3 separate regions of the Homo sapiens genome follow, and regions 1 and 2 are each linked to region 3. A link is a contact called in ENCODE Hi-C or POLR2A ChIA-PET data. All regions are on one chromosome and are shown on one strand. Each heading gives the region's core, a stretch centred on a gene start or an enhancer-like site at or near the end of the contact. The rest is flanking DNA. Distances are from core to core; before and after follow the strand shown. Region 1 overlaps TUT4 (terminal uridylyl transferase 4). Region 2 overlaps SCP2 (sterol carrier protein 2). Region 3 holds the start of COA7 (cytochrome c oxidase assembly factor 7).

The links. A loop is a pair of places that touch in the nucleus more often than their neighbours do. ChIA-PET counts read pairs that join two places held with the same protein, here RNA polymerase II (POLR2A). Pooled maps may share reads with other maps.
Region 1: a pooled map shows a loop between it and region 3 (2.4-fold over the local background). The contact joins the enhancer-like site here to the promoter of COA7 in region 3. A Hi-C loop is called at or near these places in 19 of 168 maps with a recorded cell type or tissue (CD4-positive, alpha-beta T cell, CD4-positive, alpha-beta memory T cell, CD8-positive, alpha-beta T cell and 13 more), 8 of 37 single-sample maps with no recorded cell type and 18 of 50 pooled maps. POLR2A ChIA-PET finds 5 or more read pairs at or near these places in 13 of 52 experiments (AG04449, BJ, CD4-positive, alpha-beta T cell and 10 more).
Region 2: a map of endothelial cell of umbilical vein shows a loop between it and region 3 (4-fold over the local background). The contact joins the enhancer-like site here to the promoter of COA7 in region 3. A Hi-C loop is called at or near these places in 1 of 168 maps with a recorded cell type or tissue (endothelial cell of umbilical vein), 1 of 37 single-sample maps with no recorded cell type and 2 of 50 pooled maps. POLR2A ChIA-PET finds 5 or more read pairs at or near these places in 2 of 52 experiments (CD8-positive, alpha-beta memory T cell and GM12878).

The regions. Positions count from the first base shown.
Region 1 is chr1:52,421,451-52,425,205 of GRCh38, forward strand. TUT4 (terminal uridylyl transferase 4) reads right to left here. Exons shown (of 30, transcript NM_001009881.3): 30 at 1,825-2,552. The coding sequence ends at 2,485. Among named protein-coding and RNA genes, the nearest start is that of PRPF38A, 19 kb to the left of the region's middle. RefSeq lists an enhancer at 2,430-2,479. Within about 2 kb of position 2,506, at least 5 of the 41 ENCODE cell types and tissues checked have a DNase peak (open chromatin) inside an H3K27ac peak, as active enhancers do; they include CD4-positive, alpha-beta T cell and CD8-positive, alpha-beta T cell, where a contact is called at or near this core.
Region 2 is chr1:53,044,371-53,048,438 of GRCh38, forward strand. It overlaps SCP2 (sterol carrier protein 2), which reads left to right. Exons shown (of 16, transcript NM_002979.5): 15 at 3,488-3,567. Among named protein-coding and RNA genes, the nearest start is that of PODN, 16 kb to the right of the region's middle. Within about 2 kb of position 2,786, at least 8 of the 41 ENCODE cell types and tissues checked have a DNase peak (open chromatin) inside an H3K27ac peak, as active enhancers do; they include endothelial cell of umbilical vein, where a contact is called at or near this core.
Region 3 is chr1:52,696,642-52,700,775 of GRCh38, forward strand. It overlaps COA7 (cytochrome c oxidase assembly factor 7), which reads right to left and starts at 1,706. Exons shown (of 3, transcript NM_023077.3): 1 at 1,580-1,706. The coding sequence starts at 1,685. RefSeq lists a silencer at 1,686-1,825 and an enhancer at 1,876-1,935.

The DNA.
Region 1 (3,755 bases), core at 1,256-3,755, 270 kb before region 3:
ATAACACTATCATATAAGTAAAACCTAGGCTGTTGGTTACTAGGTTGCCAGTTAATAGGTTTTGCCAAGTGGTATTTTATACTGCCTTCCTTAAGGAAGAAAGGCTGAGGGGTTGGGGCATTCTGTTATTGGAAGTTGTTTTATTTTTAATGAATATTTCAAATACAATCCTCCCCTTGGTATCTGGTGGGGGGTTGGTTCCAGGACCTCCCGCAGATATACCAAAATCCAAGGATGCTCAGGTCCCTGATATAAAATAGTGTAGTCTTTGCATATAACCTATGCACATCCTCCTTTATACTTTAAATCATTTCTAGATTACATATAATGCCTCATACAATGGAAATTCTGTGGGAAAAGTTGTTATACTGTATTGTTTAGGGAATAATAACAAACTGTACAAGTTCAGTACAGACACAGTTTTTTTTAATATCTGCAATCCGTGGTTGGTTGAATCCATAGATGCAAAACCCATGGATATGGAGGGCCTACTGTATGTACAAAAGTAAAGAGAATAATAAACACCCCTGTATACGTCATTACCTGTTCTCCAAGATGTGGAAGGACATGAAGTATTGAATGTTAATTTAAATCTTGAATGCTCCAAGTCATTTTAACATGAATGCATAGTTGGGTCAGGTATCTTGTTAATAAATGATTTAAGTCCACCACTTAATAGGATTCTGAAAGATGCTGACGCTTTAATAAGAAAAAATAGTAAATATACCTAACTCAGGTTAGGTAAAAAAAATAGTAAATATATTTAACTCAGGGCTGTAAATACAGCATGAATACCCTCAACCTCCTGCAATAGGTTTCAAATATCTTCCATGTTGCAAAATATGGCAAGGGCCCAAGCAGTCTCCTATTTAAGTAATGTATATCAGAGGAAGCGCAGCAAAGATAACCCACTGTCCTTACATTTTTATCTACTTATTCTGCACCTTTCCAAATAGATATATAGCATCATTTAGCCTAAAATCCCAGGCAACTGGACGGACTAATTAAGGGGTTAGAGAAAATTACCTCACCTCACTGCTAAAACAGCTAAAACATTATGCCACCAACAACTCGAGTCTGAATTCCAATACCCAATAATAATTAATTCCAAGTATTACTGGTAAATAATTATCATCTTGGCAAGTGTGCTTTCCAGGTGGAAGTATAGGACTCAAAATGAATACAGTCTGGGCTGGGTGCAGTGGCTCAACGCCTGTAATCCCAGCACTTTGGGAGGCCAAGGCAGGTGGATCACCTGAGGTCAGGAATTCGAGACCAGCCTGACCAACATGATGAAACCCCGCCACTACTAAAAATACAAAAATTGGCCAAGTGTGGTGGTGCATGCCTGTAATCCCAGCTACTCGGGAGGCTGAGGCAGGAGAATCGCTCAAACCCAGAAGACAGAGGTTGCAGTGAGCCGAGATCATACTACAGCACTGCAGCCTGGGTGACAGACAGACTCTATCTCAAAAAAAAAAAAAAAAAAAAGTAATCTTCCCTCCACTCTAATTGCCAATATTAGTCTCAGTGTTTTAAAATTCTCTTTCCAAATACTTTTCAATTCAGACTCCAGCATTGTTTGCTTTTTGGAATTTACTGACTGCTTTGCATTTCAGTTTTTATTTTCAAAGATAAAATGGAAATGGCTTCCGCTTCTATCAACCTCATATGGGTGTTGTGAACATCCAACCAAATAAAGGATATGAAATGTTACTTGAATCTCTAAAACTAAAATCTGTGATTTAGAATGCTCTATTCACTGAAATTAAAAGAAATCTTGTTACGTAATATTTCCATCATCTATACAACAGATTAACCAAATTTAACTCTTGTCAAAAAGATTTATTAACTTAAAATAGAAGTACTTCAAATACAGACAAAATCAACTTTCCATTCAAGTTTGAATGTTCAATATACAAGTATGGAAAAGAAAAAAAATCTGAATCTTCATGTTGTAATTTTATTTTATTTTTTTACCTTTTAAAAAGTTTTTGGCACTACAAGGTTCTGTAAAGAATAGAAGTGACAATTTAAAACACATGAAATTCTTTCCTAACTTTTAAGAACAATATATAAAGTCTGAAGCAACCAAAGTATGAATACAGCTAATAGAAAATAAAGAATGTAATTTTTTAAATTCTCTCTTTATACAATTCATCAAGGTTAAACAAAACATAAAATTCCCTTAAAAATAGGGTAATAAAATAGATGAAATTTGTATCACTCAATTTGGTGATACTAGTAAAAACTATAGTTCATATTTATATACAAATAATACAGTCTGTAAAAACAGTCTTAGAATTTAAATAAGCTATCTAAACGTGTTAAAATTTTAAATCAGGACCTGATTTGTTTTGCTTTCCATTAAATGTCACTTTTTCTGCTGAATGTAACTGACATTGAGGTACGGATACCCTTGAGACAGCAGGATTGGCTGGTTGCTGTGCATCGGTAGACCAGCTGAAAGAAAATGGACTCGCATTACTCCGACACGTTTCCTCTTGGTGGGTGGGGACAACGCTCTCTACACCGACGGGTGGCACATCTGTCTGTTGGATACAACACAGACAGGAAACTGAAAGGCTTGTGCCTGTTTATCTGACAACACCTTAGAATTAACTTGTAGTTAGCTTTCTTTTTTTCTATTTATATAATAGGAGGTGATAAAGCATGCTGCAAAACATTTGAGAGGGTGGGGAGAAAAATGAAGAAGGGAAGGAAATACCTGTATGTGAAAAAAGGAGAGGACACGAAAGATGGAGAGGAGGAATCAAAGGGAAAAAACCCACTAGAAAAGAGTTGCAGACTCTCCCCTCCTAAAAGGGCTTATGACTAATAGTAACTTCCTTCAGCCCCAGTTCTTTGCTCAAGAGAAGAGCTCAACCACAGTCAAGGCTCTGCCACTCTACAATACAGGGATGCCCCAGTAGTATATGGGTGGTTTAAGAAGGCTTAAATATAACAAGCCTGAGACCATACCAGGCACTTCCCCTTTAAGTTATCATTTCATTCAATCAGCATTTCCTGAGTGCCTGTTTTAACTTCTTGAACTCCTAGTTTAACTATACTGACTCTGACCCAAGTGTTCTGAACTAAGTTAACAAAGAGCTGAAGGCCAGACTCAGACAATGCCTATAAGAACAAATACCTCTGAGGCAAGTAGGTTAGATAAAATGCTCCAAGTTTCTAGGAATTCTTTGTTTGTAATATTCATTACCCAGTCAAAGCCATTATTAGTACTACAATAGCACCAGCAGAACATAATAAATTTTAAGGTCATTCAAGTCCTACGTTTACTAAACAAATATGATTATGTCTTCGTTCCACTAAAAACCTTTAATTAGGTCCCCAATGCTCAGTAAACCAAGTCCAAACTCCATAATATGGTCTAAGCCTACCCTCTCTAGCCTTATCACCATCTTTCCCATATACCTCCGTCCTCTAGCCCTAATATTTTCTACTCTTTTTCATTATGCCAGGCAAAACTCAGTGACTGCATATATTAATCCCTCAGCTAAGCATACTCCTCCTCCTCTCTCATCTCTAGGCAAAAAAAAAATTCCTGCATCTCTTTCAAGATCTAGCTCAACTGTCAAAATCTTGTGATGTAATAATCTTAAATCCACATCCTGTTTGGATTTGCTAGGGCAATGTTAACTGATTCATCTAAACTCCTTTTCTATTTAACATGTCTGGCTTTCCTAATAAAGTGTGCATCAAGTAATGGAGATTTTGTTTTACAAGCACCTAGC
Region 2 (4,068 bases), core at 1,536-4,035, 350 kb after region 3:
TTTTATTAAGGCACAGATTATCTGATTAGCTATTATGACATAATTTGATCATCTTTTGAAATTCACATAATCTATTAATTTATTCAACAAGTATTTATTGATTTCCTATGTGTCAAGTACTCTTCAAGGACCTGTGCATATAGCAGTGATCAACACTGACAAGGGCTCTGCCCCCTTGAAGTTTTCATTCTATTGGACAAATACAGACAGAAAACACATACACATATAAGTAGTTTCAGATCAGTGCACTGTGAATAAAATGTGACTTCATTTTAGGGAGAGGCCAGCTTTAATTTGAGCTAATTCTTAATGAGAGGAGGAGCCAACTGTTAGAATCCTATTGTTATATTAATTGATTGCCTAAAACGTTGACTGCTGAAAATGTTGATTTCTTGGTGAATTTTTCCTTTTGCACTTGAAACCTCTCATTTGGACAAGGTAGACATGGCTGATTTAGCAATGAGATATTAGTCTTTGTTGTCCAGTCTTTTTTCCACTATTTTACTTTGATAATAAAATTAATATTTTAAAAGCTTTGTATTATTAAAATTGCATACACTTGATTTTAAAAAATTAGAAAAGATAGACAAACGAAACGAAGAACTACCCTACCAAAATTCCACTGTCCAGGTTAGGAGTTGGCAAATTATGGCCTGCAGACCAAATCTAGCCCATCACCTGTTTTTTTGTTTTGCGTTTTGTAAAATTTTTGTTGAAGTCTAGCCTGTAGTAAAGGGCGTAATTCCAGAGTGTACCACGTGATGAATGTTTACAAATGAGTACACCTCCAAGGTCAAGACACAGAATGTTGCCAGTACTCCAGAAGCCTCCCTCCTGCCCCCCTGCTATCACTATTCACTCCCAAAAGGAACCATTATTTCAAATCCTATCACCATAGCTTGATTTTATTTATTTTAGAAATTCATACAAATGGAACCATAGAACAATAACATTTACTCTTTTTTAGGTCTGGCTTTTTTTTGTTCAACAGCATAAGATTCATTCATATGGTTGCGTGTGGCAATAGTTTGTGTTTACTAGGCGAATACCCCAGAATTTATTCCTTGTGCATTTGATGTATCTTTGCATTGTTTCAATCTGGGAGCCTGATGAATAAAGTTGTTATGAATATTCTTATAGATGTCTTTTAGTGGACATTTCCATCGTACTTACTTCTACTGGACACGCACCCAGGGCTAGGTGATAAAGTGCAGGTTTTGGGTATGGATGTACTATTTTACATTTCCTTCCATATTACATGAGAGTTTTAGTTCCTCCACATTTTTGACAGTACTTGGTACTTGCCAGGTTTTTTTAAAAATCAGGTTAATTGATGTACAATTAACAATAAACAATAAAATCAACCCTTTTTAGATGTATAATTCTGTGAATTTAGACAAATGCATACAGTTGTGTAACTATCACCAGAAATCAAGATACAGACAGTTTCCATTACCCCAGAAAGTGTCCTCATGTCCCTCTATAGTCAGCCCCCTCAGGCCCTTTTAGCCACTAGTTTGATTTCTCTCCCTGTAGTTTTGCTTTCCTTAGGAAGTCATACACATGAAATGATACAGTATGTAGCTTTTTGAGCCTCCTTCTTTCACTGAAATTTATTCATGCTGTTGCATGGATCATGAAGTATTTTATTCTTTTTTGCTGCTGAATGGTTACCCCTTCACCAGTTGATGCACATTTGGGTTTTTTCCAGCTTTTGGCAAGTATGAATCTTAAAGCCACTATAAGCATTCACATACAGGTTTTTGTGTGGACGTAAGTTTTCATTTTTCTTCGGTAAATACCTAGGAATAGGATTGCTAGTTCATATAGTATGTGTATGTTTAGCTTTATGTGAAACTTCCAGACTGTTTTCTGAAAGTGGCTGCATCATTTTACAGTCTTTCTGGTATTATGTTGACCTTTCATTTGTTTCCCATCCTCACTAACACTGGGTATTGTCTTTTTTTTTTTTTTTTTAAATTTCAGCCATTTGTTCTAGTAGGTATGTGGCACTCATCATGATTTTAATGTGAATTTTCTGATGATTAATGAAGTGAAGCACTGTTTCATGTGTTTCTTGGCCATTTGGAGATCTTCTTTTATATAATGCCTACATGTGTCATTTGCTCATTTTTATATTGGATCGTCTAACCTTTTCTAGTTGAGCAGTAGGAGTTCTTTTTTTTATCTTTTCCTGTAATCCACTGTACCTTAGAAAGGAGTTCTTCATATAGTCTGTATATGAGTTGTTTGTCAGAGATATATGAGTTGCAAATATCTTCTCCTCCCTCTGTCTGCCACCTGTTTAAAATAATTTTATTGGAACATAGCCAACATTTGTTTATATATTATCTATGACTGCTTTTGCACTACAGGGGCAGAATTGGGTAGTTGTGATAGAGACCTACTGACCTGCAAAGCCTAAAATATTTAGTGTCTGATCTGTTACAGAAAGTTTGTTAACCCTTGATCTAGAGAACCGTATTCATTTTCTATTACTGCATAACAAATTGCCACAAATTTAGTAGCTTAAAACAATGCCCACATTTATTAGCCCACAGTTTCCATGGATAAGTAGGCTGAGGACAGCTTAGCTGGGTCCTCTGCATAGAGTCACACAAGGCTACAGTTAAGCTTTTGGCCAGGGCTGGGCTCTCATCTGGAGGCTTCAATGGGGAAGGATCCATGTCCAAGTTCATTCAGGTTGCTGGCAGAATTCATTTCCCTGTGGCCTTGGGAATGATAGCTTCCCTCTTTTACTGGCTATAGGCCAGAGCTGGCCCTCAGCTCCTAACGGCCAGTTCCCTGCCACGTGGCCCTCTCCATAGGAAGTCCACAACATAGCAGTGAGCTCATTCAGAGCCAGCAGGAGAGCAAGAATGAGTCTGCTAGCAAGGTAGAATCATTTAATGTAACAAAATGACAAGAGTGACATCTCATTATCTTTGCCATATTCTGTTAGCTAGAAGCAAGTCACAGGTTCTACTCACACTGGAAGGAAGGGGATGTACACCAGGAGGGTCACCTTAGAGTCTGTCACAGTTACTATTAGTAATATATTGGTGTCTTAAGTTTACAGATGTTTTTCTATGTTTATATAGTTGAATTCTGTTTTAAGCAAAAATGGCATCATACAGTTTCTTTTGTAACTGGCTTATATAATAATATCATGAATAATGTAACATGAACATTTTTTCATGTCAGTAAATCCAGATCCATATCATTTCTTATTGTGGCTTGTATCATACCTCACTATTTGAATATACCATAATTTATTTAATCAATTCCGTCTTGTTAAATATCAGGATTGCTTGTGGTTTATGTCACATTTTACCAGGCTGCCATAGAAGTATATGTGAGTGCCCATTTCCCCACACTGCCTCAGTGCTGGTTATAATTCTGTTGCAGTCAGTGGCTCTTGACAAAAATGTATATGTGAAACTGAACACCTCCTATTCTCCTTCCTTCTCCTGTGTATCTGTTTTAGATAAGAAGGCTGACTGCACAATCACAATGGCTGACTCAGACTTCCTGGCTTTAATGACTGGTAAAATGAATCCTCAGTCGGTAAGTATGATGGAGCTTATATCCTGCTAGTAGGTAGGTCTTTCAGCCCTTTCTACTCCATCTCCTGACTCAGACTCTAAAGTGCAAAGTGGTCAGACTCACAAAACTCAGTGTTCCCCAAACAGTTGACAGACGTCTGTGGAGCAAGCTGTGTGCCACACACTGTCTTGTGTGCTGGAAGTGCCCAGAAGAGTAAGAAAGTTCCCACGCTCAGGGCATCCACAGATGTGTAAAAGAGTCAGTGCAGCCAGAGATCCAAGGTGCCACACCTGGCTTGTGGTCAGGGGAGGATGAAGGCAGGAGCAGCCATATCTCTCTGGGCCATCAGGGAGAGCACCACAGAGGAAGCAGCTCTTGAGCTTAGTACCCAGGCGGAAAGTAGGAGTGTTCCAGGAGGAGGGAGGGGTGGCATGAACAAAGGCCTGACCTTTTACATTCCATTTATTTGCCCATGCTCTTCTTTTTGCCTGACCTGTCCTTACCTGACAAATGACTTGTCTT
Region 3 (4,134 bases), core at 456-2,955:
GCCAGTGCCACTTTTTTTCTTTTCTTTTTTTTTTTAGTAGTGACAGGGTTTCATCATATTGCCCAGGCTGGTCTTGAACTCCTGGCCTCAAGTGATCCTCCCACCTCACCTCAGCCTCCCAAAGAGCTAGGATTACAGGCTTGTGCCACCACACCAGTCCTTTATTTGAAAGAAAAAAAAAAAAAAGGCTGGGCACGGTGGCTCACACCTGTAATCCCAGCACTTTGGGAGGCCAAGGCAGATGGATTGCTTGAGGTCAGGAGTTCGAGACCAGCCTGGCCAACATGGTGAAACCCTGTCTCTACGAAAATACAAAAATTAGCCAGGCCTGGTGGTGGGTGCCTGTAATCCCAGCTACTCGGGAGGCTGAGGCAGGAGAATTGCTTTAACCCAGGAGGCAAAGGTTGCAGTGAGCTGAGATCGAGCCATTGTACTCCAGCCTGGGTGACAGAGTGAGACTCAGTCTCAAAAAAACAAAAAAATTAAAAAGTAGGCAGTGTGCAGTGGTTCATGCCTGTAATCAAAGGCGGGAGGATCACTTGAGCCCAGGAGTTGCGACCAGCCTGGACAACGTAGTGACATACTATCTCAAAAAAGAAAGAAAATACAAAAAATAAAAATAAAGCAAGAAGAAGAAAACCACCCAAAGGTATTAGCTGCTCTGGGTGGACCCCTCTGGTCACCACCATCCACCTATACTCTTAAGTCAATTCAATGTTCACACAACACACAGGACACATTTGTGATTCAGGGCGTCTTCGCCAGCTGTTACCTATGGTAAGAACTGCATGGTTCACTCCCTTACCTTCTTCAAGGCTTTATTCAATTGCCACTTTCTCAGTGATCTTCCCTGATCACTCAATTTAAAACTGCCCTCCTGCCCTCCTGACACCCTTCACCCAGTCTTTTTTCCACGGCACTTACTACTTTCTTTTTATTTATTTTTTTTGAGACGGAGTCTCGCTCTGTCGCCCAGGCTGGAGTGCAGTGGCGCGATCTCTGCTCACTGCAAGCTCCGCCTCCCGGGTTCACACCACTCTCCTGCCTCAGCCTCCCGAGTAGCTGGGAATACAGGCGCCTGCCACCACGCCCGGCTAATTTTTTGTATTTTTAGTAGAGACAGGGTTTCACCGTGTTAGCCAGGATGGTTTCGATCTCCTGACCTCGTGATCCACCCGCCTCAGCCTCCCAAAGTGCTGGGATTATAGGCGTGAGCCACGGCTCCCGGCCGGTACTTACTACTTTCGAACACGATTTCATGAATTACCTGAGGCTTATTGCCCGACTCCCCGCACTAGCTTGGAAGCTCCACGAGGGCAGGGAGTTTCATCTGTTCACCGATGGATCCCCAGTCCCTAACCCAAAAGCCCCAGCACGTCTCTTCCTACCCGCCCCGGCCTCCTGGCTCGGTCTTCCCGGGACACATCGCCCTTCCCAACACACGCGGTCACCGCGATCCACAGACCCCGTCCCCCGCCCGCCACGTGATTCCTTCTCCAGCCTCTCAGAGGTCGCAGACCAGACCTCTCCGGGCACGTCCCTCCCCGACGCGTCGCCGGGCTGCGCTGGAGCCGCTCACCGTCCGGGTCCTTCTCGTGGTAGCAGTGGTAGTTGCACTCCACCTCCATGTTCTCCAAAAAGGACTTGACCTGCTCCTCATCCTGGAAGTCCACCATGCCGGCCATGGTTCGCGCCGGCCCAAAGACGGTCACGTGAGCCGGCGGAGGGGGCGGGGCGGGGCGTGGGGCTGACGCCGACGCCAACCGCGGCGCTCTCCCGGGATCCCGGGGCGAGCCAAGCGAGCCTGTGCTTCCCAGCAGCCATCGCGCCGTTAAGGGCGCTGGCAGCCACGCTTCCAGGGCTACCGCCTTCCTGAAACTGGGGGCTGTCTCTCTGCAGCACCTTACCTATGCTCGCTTTGTAGCCTTAGTGATTTTCCACCTGCAGTCATTTATCTATGTATAATCCCTAAGCGCCTACTGTGTGCCTCACCAGTGCATTGTTCTAGGGATATGACAGCTAGGAATATGGTCCCTGCCTTCAAAGAACTTGGAGTTCAATAGGAAGACATTCGCTTATCCATTCAGCAAGCATTTAGAGGAGCTTCTATATGTGCCAGGTGTAGCTGGACAAAGTGCAGTGAGCAGTCTGATTCATCTGTCTTCTTCCCAGACCTGTCTTGGCCACCAACATGAATTACCTAAGCAATGAATGGCTATGGGAGATGTTGACTGGCACACAGTAGCAGTGAAGGGTGTAGCAACGTCACTGTTATAACACCTAGTACTCAAACAGTGCTGAACTTTGTTCCAGGCTCTAAATGCTTTATATGAATTAACTCATTTAATTCTCATTATATATCATGTCACTGTAAAAACACTCACAGTGACACTGTGGGTAGGTATTATTATTATCCCCATTCTACAGATAAGAAAACTAAAGTACAGAGAAATTAAGTAGTTTGTCCAAGGTCACACAGTAAGTGAGGGAGTTGGTATGCAATAATAATTTTTTTTAAAAAAATAAAAGAATGAATGAGGCCGGGCGCGGTGGTTCACGCCTGTAATCCCAGCACTTTGGGAGGCCGAGGTGGGTGGATCACCTGAGGTCAAGAGTTCGAGACCAGCCTGGCCAACCTGGTGAAACTCTGTCTCTACTAACAATACAAAATTAGCAGGGGTCTCTACTAAAAATACAAAATTACAGGGAGCACACCTGTAATCCTAGCTCTTTGGGAGGCTCAGGCAGGAGAATTGCTTTAACCTGGGAGGTGGAGGTTGCAGTGAGCCGAAATTGTGCCATTGCATTCCAGCCTGGGCGACAAGAGCGAAAAAGAATGAATGAGGTAGAAAAGGAACATGTCAAGGAGATGGGGAGGAGGAGAGGAAATTTACCTACATTTTGCTTTGTTTTCCTGCTCCTGTTCCTGCTAAGAATCATCAGTTCCATAAAGCTTAGATGGAAAGTTCTCCTAAGACAGCCACTTCCTATTCGTCTTTTTTTTTTTTTTTTTTGAGACGGAGTTTCGTTCTTGTTGCCCAGGCTGAAGTGCAATAGCGCGGTCTCAGCTTACTGCAACCTCCGCCTCCCAGGTTCAAGCGATTCTCTTGCCTCAGCCTCCCGAGTAGCTGGGCTTACAGGTGCCCACCACCACGCCCGGCTAATTTTTTTTGTATTTTTAGTAGAGACAGGGTTTCACTATATTGGCCAGGCTGGTCTTGAACTCCTGACCTCAGGTGGTCCGCTGGCCTCGGCCTCCCAAAGTGCTGGGATTACAGGCGTGAGCCACCACACCCGGCTGACTTCCCATTCATCTTTGAATTCCATCCAGCCCTACTTTTGAATTCTCAATGGAGCTAAATCCATGGCTTCCCATCGCCTATAACAATGCTTTCCAAATGGCTCCATTATTAAGCTATCCCCAATGGCAGCAAAGAATGGACTATTTCCAACCACTTATTTATTGGAAGGCAGCCAATAATGTCTGAAATCCCAGTTTTATTTTTTAAATTCATAGGATTTTACATTCATTTCCCCATAATACATCTTTCATAGGATAACAGAAGATTGCCTTTTCTCCCCCAAGCCTTTGAGTAAAATTGACATTCCAGGCAATATACCACATTTACCTGTGGTTTCTTATACCCTGATCACCTTAGGGGACTCCTCAGTACACATGGCCCAGGATGGGAATCCTTGAACTTTGGTTTGAGGTCATCTTCTTTAGGATGGCCTTCAAGACCCTGTGCAATCTGATTCTAGCCTTATTTTCTGCCTCTCTTCCCCCACATCCCACCAACCTTCTGTTCTCTGAATAGATCCCAAGTTTGTGTCCCTGTTTACCTCTGCTCTTGATGCCTGGACCACCCTTTTTGACACAAATCGGAAATACTCTCCTATGTAAAGTCTTCCCAGACACAACAATTACACACATTCAAATTAGATTTAGATGCTCCCATTTTGGTGTTCCACACCACTTGGTTTATTCTGGTATAGTGTAGTAGGAAAGAAAGAACTGGCTTTGGAGTGGGGACAGATCTTAGTTCAGAATCCATGTTCCATGTTTATTAAATTGTAACCTTAAACCAATCATGTTTGTGAGTCTGAATCCTCTTCTGTAAATGCAGATCCATT